Linked DNA regions of Homo sapiens: region 1 is linked to region 2. The links are chromatin loops, found by intact Hi-C in ENCODE. Cell type or tissue: breast epithelium. All regions are shown on one strand. Links, peaks and the distances in the headings refer to the core of each region. The heading gives the core; the rest is flanking DNA.

The links. A loop is a pair of places that touch in the nucleus more often than their neighbours do. Peaks named below come from ENCODE experiments on the same cell type or tissue, not always from the same donor. Only the 100,000 strongest peaks of a DNase experiment are listed, where the experiment ranks them.
Region 1: a loop joins it to region 2, with 5 times the contacts of the local background. A loop is called at or near these places in 21 of 110 quality-filtered maps.

The regions. Positions count from the first base shown.
Region 1 is chr3:177,182,667-177,187,063 of GRCh38, forward strand. All of the region lies in intron 1 of TBL1XR1 (TBL1X/Y related 1), which reads right to left. Among named protein-coding and RNA genes, the nearest start is that of TBL1XR1, 13 kb to the right of the region's middle. In breast epithelium, for the core only: no CTCF peak of the experiment used is centred there; no DNase peak of the experiment used is centred there.
Region 2 is chr3:177,605,325-177,609,721 of GRCh38, forward strand. The region is part of intron 2 of LINC00578 (long intergenic non-protein coding RNA 578); the gene reads left to right. Among named protein-coding and RNA genes, the nearest start is that of LINC00578, 170 kb to the left of the region's middle. RefSeq lists a silencer at 1,600-1,800. In breast epithelium, for the core only: no CTCF peak of the experiment used is centred there; a DNase peak (open chromatin) is centred at 1,857; H3K27ac peaks cover 1,158 bases.

The sequences.
Region 1 (4,397 bases), core at 236-4,235, 420 kb before region 2:
CAACAAATAACTCTCAATCAAGGAGAGGCCTGTGCTAGAAACACATGACTAGTGGTCATCATTGGCAAGGATGTTAATTTAAGACTGTCACGGAAAGAAGCCTAATGCTTAATCTTCAATCAAATAGTGTAACTTCATGCAGGCAACATGTTATGGCATGTAAATTTTTTTAAAACAATATAATTATCCAAACTTCTTCTCTAATGGGATATAAGAAACTTTATATAATGGTCATTCTTCTAAGTACTGTCCTTTATGAGAAGCATTCAGGGTTCCTAAGCTACAGCTGTTCAGATTTTCCCTCCAAAACTCTTAAATTTACATTTAAGAGCAATCAAAATTCCTTATCATTTGTATCTTACTTCTTATGTATGCCTTACAAAATTGAGGCACCATAACTTCAGAATCCTCATACAGCTTCAGAATACAACCTAAAGACATTAGCACCAATAAATGTAACTCATCCATGCTCTGTCATTCAGAACGTCGACGTTTCTGAGTACTGACTCTAAATCCATAAAAGTAGAAAAGTACAATTCTATACTCCTTTGAACGAGTATTTTCTAAATTCACTGAATAAAATTAAGTAATAAAATTCATTTAGGTTTATAAAAGCATGTTTTTAAATGAAGAGTACAGAAAATGTGTGTGCATAAGTTCCTGATAACCCTTCAGTTATTTCTGCATGTATACATACCCTGTGTTGTGCCATATGGATTTTTAGTGAGAATCCATGTTAACGTTTGTGTAAAATTTAACATATATATTTGAAGTGACTGATAAAGCAGTTGTCAGTTGTCAACCAGAGCAGTGTTGCCTGGAGAAAAGTAGGGATTCCACTCCGGAAAGCAAAAATTTTTTTGAGACGGAGTTTCACTCCTTCACCCAGGCTGGAGTGCAGTGGTGCGATTTTGGCTCACTGCAACCTCCGCCTCCCGGGTTCAAGTGATTCTCCTGCCTCAGCCTCCGCAGCTGGGATTACAGGCACCCGCCACTACACCTTGCGAATTTTTTCCTCAAACTCCTGACCTCAGGTGATCCACCCACCTCAGCCTCCCAAAGTGCTGGGATTACAGGCATGAGCCACTGCGCCCGACCAAAAAACTTTATTTTTAAGAAAGGTACAATCTTCTTTTTCTTGAAACATCTAATCGGCCGGGCATGGTGGCTCACGCCTGTAATCCCAGCACTTCGGGAGGCCAAGGCAAGGTGGATCACCTGAAGTCAGGAGCTCGAGACCAGCTCTTCACCACAGTAACATACTGAGAGTTCACTGCCAAAAATGAGACAAAGACTCTCCTACCTAGTCTCCTGTTACTGCTGAGAAGAGGGCCATGACAGTGCCCTCAAAGGAAGGCTAGTGTCAAAGTCACAGTGCAGCACAATTCTGTGCACCAAAACAGGTGCTCCCTTTCTCTGAGGTTGCTCCAGTTGAAGTTGAAAATGAGCACAACTAGAAGGCAAGCCCCTTTACTGGTAAACTAAATAGCCAACAAAAAGCTGCAAGTGACACAATTGCAAATGACACCAACTGCAACCAAAAATAGCATTAAAATCTAATATATCTGTCACCTTGACATCAATAACACATACATCTAAGTTTGTAAGTCATGACAGGATCGGTGCAGTATCAGAAGCCATAGTTCCACAAATCCCATTGTGCCAAATACTATAATTATTAAAGTCAACCACTATGAGAACCCCAATATTCACCTAATGTCCAAACCCTTGGCAAAGCAATACCTTTGAAATAAGACAAAATGTAGTACTTCTGGACAACCAAAACCTCCTAAAGTTTGCACTAAATTATTTTCTAAGTATCAAGCTTGGATAGGATTCAAAATTCACCAGTTGGCCAGGTGCGGTGGCTCACGCCTGTAATCTCAGCACTTTGGGAGGCAGAGGCCAGTGGATCACCTTAGGTCAGGAGTTCAAGACCAGCTTGTCCAACATGGTGAAATCCCGTCTCTACTAAAAATACAAAATTAGCCAGGTATGGTGGCACATGCCTGTAGTCCCAGCTACTCAGGAGGCTGAGACAGGAGAATCACTTGAACCCTGGAGGCAGAGGCTGCAGTAAGCCGATCGCACCACTGCACTCCAGCCTGGATGAGACAGAGCAAGACTGTGGCTCAAAAAAAAAAAAAAATCATCACTGATTCACCACTGGTCTAAGGACCCAGTCATGAAACAGAAACAACACTTGTTAATCATACCACTACTCTAATTCTGCCAACAAGTCTGAAAAATGAAAATAAGTGTTTACAGAAATATACAGTTACAGCTCTTTAAGAACTGACTGAAAAGCACAGGAGAAATTAACATCATTTTCCCCCTTCTTTTGACCATCCTATCCAAATCCAAAGAAATAAAGTTTTTAAAAGCTTAACCACATGCCTCGATTTTTCAATTTTTTTTTCAAAATGGTAATAAGAACATCAACAGTTCAAAAGGTTACACATGAAAATAAGTCTCTCTGACATCTGACTACATAATCTACCTACCCCAACAGCATTGTTATCAGTCTCTTCCACAGCTTTCTAGAGTCACTCTAAGCACACACAACAAGCATATATAAATACACACATACTCATACACACTGTATTGCATGTGTCCTCCTTTCCAGTCTTCTACCCCTTAAGTTAAAATAGCAGCCAACCGGCCAGGGGCAGTGGCTCACGCCAGTAATTCCAGCACTTTGGGAGGCCGAGGAGGATGGATCACTTGAGGTCAGGATTTCAAGACCAGCCTGGCCAACATGGCGAAACCCCATTTCTACTTAAGTACAAAAAAATTAGCCAAGCATGGTGGCATGAGCCTGTCCCAGCTACTCAGGAGCCTGAGGCAGGGGCATCACTTGGACCCAGGAAGCGGAGGTCACTGTGAGCCAAGATCAACGCCATTGCACTCCAGTCTGGGTCACAGAATGAGACTGTTTCCAAAAAAAAAAAACCAGTATTTTCTGACCCTTTGTCTTTTCATTTAAAAGTATCTTTGAGAAGGTCCCTTATTAACAAAAAAATCAAACACCAAATCTAAATAAATATATAAAAGAAGCATTGGCTGGGCACAGCAGCTCACACCAATAATCCCAACACTTTGGGAGGCAGGAGGACTGCTTGAGTCCAGGAATTCGAGACCAGCCTGAGCAACATAGTGAGATCCTCTCTCTACAAAAAATTAAAAATAAAAAAATTGGCTGGGCATGGTGCTGCTCGTCTGTAGTCCTACCTACTCAGGAGGCTGAGGTAGGAGGACTGCTTAAGCCCAGGAGTTGGAGGGTAAAGTGAGCCATGTTCACACCACTGCACTCCAGCCCAGGTGACAGAGCAAGACCCTGCCTCAAATAAATAAATAAATAAATATAAGTAAATAAAGGAACACTTCACATCTCTCACCAGGTGTCAAAACTAGTGACCTCTGCCAGCAGGACACAAGGAAGTCCAAGGTCAAAGATGTATTCCCATGATACACCTGGGGTTTTTTTGCACAAGAACACAATACAATAACAGTCTGCACTCCTAACCCCAGTCTGTAATTTTACAAATGTATATCCGTTACTAAAGAGGACAGAGAACAGTAATTTAAAGAAAACCCATCATTTTACTAGGGGAAAAATCTTAAGCATGTATATTACATTGTTATATGAATGAGTGCCAAAGAGCACTGCTACAGCTACAAATCGTATCCTAAAATCCTTATTTTTTATAAGTTCTGCCCCATAAAAAGGTAATTGCAGAAAAAGAAAAGATAAATTCATTATCTATTCTCATTACCTTATTTCAGAAACCCAAAGTAGATGAGTCAATTGCCTTATACTGTGAGTTAATGACATATGATAGCCACTAAACAGAAATGTAGCAACATTAGTATACACTCTTCCCAATTAGCCTGTTGAAATTAAAGGAAGAGAATAAAACATCTCTCCCTAACCCATAAACTGTGTTCTATTCACAGTTGAAGGTAACCACTAAAATATGTTATTACTATACCCCATCTGGCAAGGTGTTTGCTTATGCTCATGTCACATACTTTCCAGACTATTACTCTATGAAAGGCTGTAGATTTTTAGTACTTAAATACTCTAAAAAAAATTTCCATATAGATCCCCGTCAAAACTCATAAAATTGAAATCATGGCCAGTCGTGGTGTCTCACACCTGTAATCCCAGCACTTTGGGAGCCTGAGGCTGGCAGATCACTTAAAAGTCAGGAGTTCGGCCAGGCGTGGTGGCTCACGCCTGTAATTCCAGCACTTTGGGAGGCCGAGGCGGGCGGATCACAAGGTCAGGAGATCGAGACCATCCCGGCTAACAGGATGAAACCCCGTCTCTCCTAAAAACACAAAAAAATTAGCCGGGCGTGGTGGCGGGCCCCTGCAGTCCCAGCTACTCAGGA
Region 2 (4,397 bases), core at 235-4,234:
ATGTTTAAAAATTGCAGGTTGCAATAGTGCTATGATCTGAATGTTCATGTTTTTCCAAAATTCATATGTTGAAACTTAATCCCCAGTGTTGGGAGATGGAACATCTGGGAAATGGTTAGATCATGAGGATGGAGCCCTCTTGAATGGGATTAGTGCCCTTACAAAAGAGGACTGAGGGAGCTCGTTTGCCCCTTCTACCATGTGAGGACACAGCAACCAGGCACCATCTATGAGGAATGAGCCCCCACCAGACCTGAATCTGCTGGCACCTTGATCTTGGACTTCCCAGCCTCTAGAACTGTAAGGAATAAATTTCTGTTGTTTATAATGTACCCAGTCTAAGGTATTTTGTTAGAGCAGCCCAAATGGACTGAGACAAATAGTAATTGCCCAATTCCTTAAAGGAAATGGAAGGTGCCAGTTGTGAATTTAAAGTTCTGTTTGGAATTAGCAGGTTTGAGAAAAAAAAAAAAAAAAAAGTGAAAGGATGTCTCTTCCCCAAAGCTCTTCTCCAATAAATATACTGATTTACTGCTGCAGAGATACCTAACAACTTATAGTTTCAACACAGCTTTCATGCCACCAGTGTTAAGATCACTCAGGTTCTTCCCAAGTCATTAAATACCTGTTAATGCAATTGATGAATTAGCTCTCTGTTGAATGCAATTAAAGGAAAAGATGACAATATTTCCTATATAATGTTTGGTAGGAAAATTTTATGACTTGGGTCTGTTAGTGTTGTTTAGCTAATAGTGCCTCAACGTTGTATTAGCAGTTAAGCATTGTTCCTGGCCTACTGTTTACTGGGGTTTTGGTGGAGAAGAATTTAACTTCTCTGGAGTTCACAAAGTAAGAACCACAACATAGTTTATTTTATTTATATATTTTTTGAGATGGAGTCTCGCTCTTATCGCCCAGGCTGGAGTGCAATGGTGCCATTTTGGCTCACTGCAACCTCCTCCTCTCGGGTTCAAGCGATTCTCCTGCCTCAGCCTCCCAAGTAGCTGGAATTACCGGCACCCACCACCATGCCCAGCTAATTTTTGTATTTTTAGTAGAGATGGGGTTTCACCATGTTGGCCAGGCTGGTCTTGAACTCCTGACCTCAGATGATCCGCCTGCCTCAACCTCCCAAAGTGCTGGGATTACAGGTGTGAGCCACTGCGCCTGGCCAAGAACCACAACATAGTTTAATGGAAAATATTTCTTGTACAATTTGTGTTCATCTTTAGAAGAAATTTTTCTCTTCTGAAGAAAGAAAATACAAATACAAATCTCTTGAGCATATCTTTAATCAGTATTTACTAAAGAACATTAACTTAAGTGATGCCATTTTGTCCAAAATATAAGCTAAACTCTTGACAAACTTCAACATGTTTCGGAAGCAGAAATAAGGGCCTGTTGGAGGTTTCTATTTAGTTTCAAAGGAAAGCACAGCAAATCAGAATCCTGGAAGATTAGACCACCCAGGAGTTCTGCCAAGGTGAAGCTTTTATGAATCCTGGATTGTCTTACGTTTTATTTCCATTCACTTGTTCTGAGGAAATCTAACTCATCAGGAGACTTGAAGATAATGAGTACCCCTGGAGTATCTTGTGCTGATTTTTGTGATGCCTCAGCTGAGGCAACTGGTTGAGAAAGGAGCCAGATAGCATCTTTACACTAAGCCCCATGGAGATAAAGCTACTCCTGTTTCCTGTGATGCCCGGATCACATCGAGATGCTTTGCTTGACCTGTTGCTACTCTCACACAGCTTTCATGAAATGCTTCCTATTTGCTATCCTGAATCATAGTTTGACTTTGTTCACATCATCCTAGCCCTTTTAAAAAAGATGACCTCATCAGCCAGGTGAGTTGGCGCCCTGCCTCTAGAAATCTTCCTGTCATCTCTTTGTCTGCTTTAATCTTGGTCCCCGCTCCAACTTCTGTTCAGCTCTGTATTGAAGTTCTACTGTTTGGCCCTAGTGCTCTGCTAAACTGCCTGGTATCAGCTTCTCTGGCTCCGTGTTAGCCTTTGCTTTTCCCACAGCCCTCATGTTTGTCATTTTGTTCTATACACTTAGGAAAACTTGCTTGCCTTACTTTACCTGGTTCCTCACAAGGAAAAGAGCACAGGACAAGCCTGTTTCCTTTTGTAAAAAAATCACTGTGCAAATGGTCTCATTAGCATAATTTAGGAGAAAATTTTAAGTCTTACCAACAGAGATTGAGATTTCTGCTGTGGTAGCTGATAGGCTGAAGAAGAATTTCTAGATTCTTAGCTTTGAATGACATTTACTGAAAGAGGGAGAGGAGGTGGCAGGGGGAGAGAGAGAGAGAGACTGAGCAGCAAGTGGAAAATACTATATTCTTTCTCACTTAATGTGTTCCTGGGCTCCAAAGGCAAACACAATGAAATAATAATCTAAGAAAAAACCCAGGAAGCAGATGTCCTTGAAAAATACCATACGTGCGTTTAAACAGCTGCTTTAGATGATCTGTGCCATGGTTGCTCTGTATTACGGCAAATAAGCACTAGGGTCAACTCTATAGTTGATGCATGGTAGCTGATAATTACCAACCAAGATGAGCTCAGAAGACTTACAGAAAAACTCAGGCCGAATTCTCTCTTTGAAACGTAAACTAAAAACATTCCATTTATAGCCAGCTGCAGAAGAAATGTGTACTCATTACTAATAAAGTAATTCTGAAATCCTCAAAAGGAACACATCCTGAAGAAGAAATGATTGGAGTGGTCCCCAAATCTGCCACACTCTGAGTTGCATTTAACTTGTTTGGCTTAATAATTTTATGCAAGTGACAGACAGACTTATCTTCCGAGCCCCTCCCCTCTGTATACTGGAATTTGACAAACAGCATCTAGGGGAGAGGGGACTCTGAGGTTGGAAGGTAGACACAAATATCCTTGGAATGGAGAAGAGAAATTGATCAGGCTGCTATTGCATGATAACATCCACCTCCTCTGTTCTATTTCTAAAATCACCAGGAAGTCTTCGGATCTGTAATTTGATTTTCTGTGTAGCTCTACCTACCAAAAGGGAATGTGCAGACAGTTGGCCTAACTCCTGGGCCAAGCCATGTCGCCAGTTCTAAATGAGTAAATTGGCATTCTGGCTTAGTAAATCAGACTTTGGGTTTGCTTTGCATGAATCTAGCTCCAGAGACATATCACCTCTGGGCAAACTTAAAAATTGGGTAGTGGGGTCCAGGAAAGGGCTTTGGTGATACATGGACATATGTATATTTACATAGGAAGAAACTCATGACCTTTGCTTTAATTCTCAAATGGGAACTAACACTAAAAATCGATGATTTACTGACATAATGTGTGTAGTGAAGCTGAGGCCACACCTGGGCCCAGGGTAACCCTTTCCAGGTACTGACATAGGAAGGTTTCTGCCCAAAGCCATTAGTGACTCTCTTCTCATCTTTTAACTGAGGTAGATTGTACTCTTCTGGGAGCTAAAAGGACTTGACTGAGTCTTTTGAAGAAAGTAAATTATTCCATTGCCTTGCAGAAATGTTTTATAGAGCTGTCCCTACAACTCAGTGATTTCCACCAGTGTGTTGTGAGCAGTTATATCAAAGCCCTTCTTGCATGTGTTAAATTCAAACTGTTTATTTATTTAAAAAATTATTTTTTAAAAGAAACTTTACAACTTGAGAGAAGACATAGAAAGGAAATAGACAGAATGGGAAAAGTGAAATCATCTAATCTAGGTGAGGAAAAGTATTCCATTTCATTTCCCATCTACTCTGTGTGGAATTGTTTTGTTCTATAGTTTTAAAAAATTAACAATAGCATAGACATTTTAATTTATGACTATATTTTCTTTATATCACAAGACAAAGAACCCTCTCTCTGTTTCTGGAAAACGATCATTCTGTACCAGATACACGCAGATTGTTGTGCATTATTACAGTGCAATGGGGAAATATTCAAATATCAGTTCCAAGTGCTAATAATAACAAAAGAACAGTGAGATTTGGATAAGAAGGGAAAAAATAAACTTAAAATTCCTGCTTTATATTTATGAGACACCATCTTGCTAAAAGGTATGTTGATGAAAAGAGTTGATGAAAAGAGTCAAACTCTGTAAAATCTTTGAAGAGGGTTATTCTAAGCCAAATGTGAGTGACCGTCACCTAAGGCACAGTCTTACGAGGTGCTGAGAACATATGTGCCCAAAATGGTTGGGCTTCAGCTTGATTTTACACATTTTAGGGGGATATAAGACATCAATGAATATAATGTGAGGGATGCATGGGTTCGGTCTGGAAAGGCGGGACAACTCAAAGTGGAAGTGAGGTGGGGGTGGCATAGAGGGTGGTGAGGGATGGCTTGGGGTGTGGTGGAGTGGAGTTTACAGGTCATAGGTGGATTCAAAGATTTTCT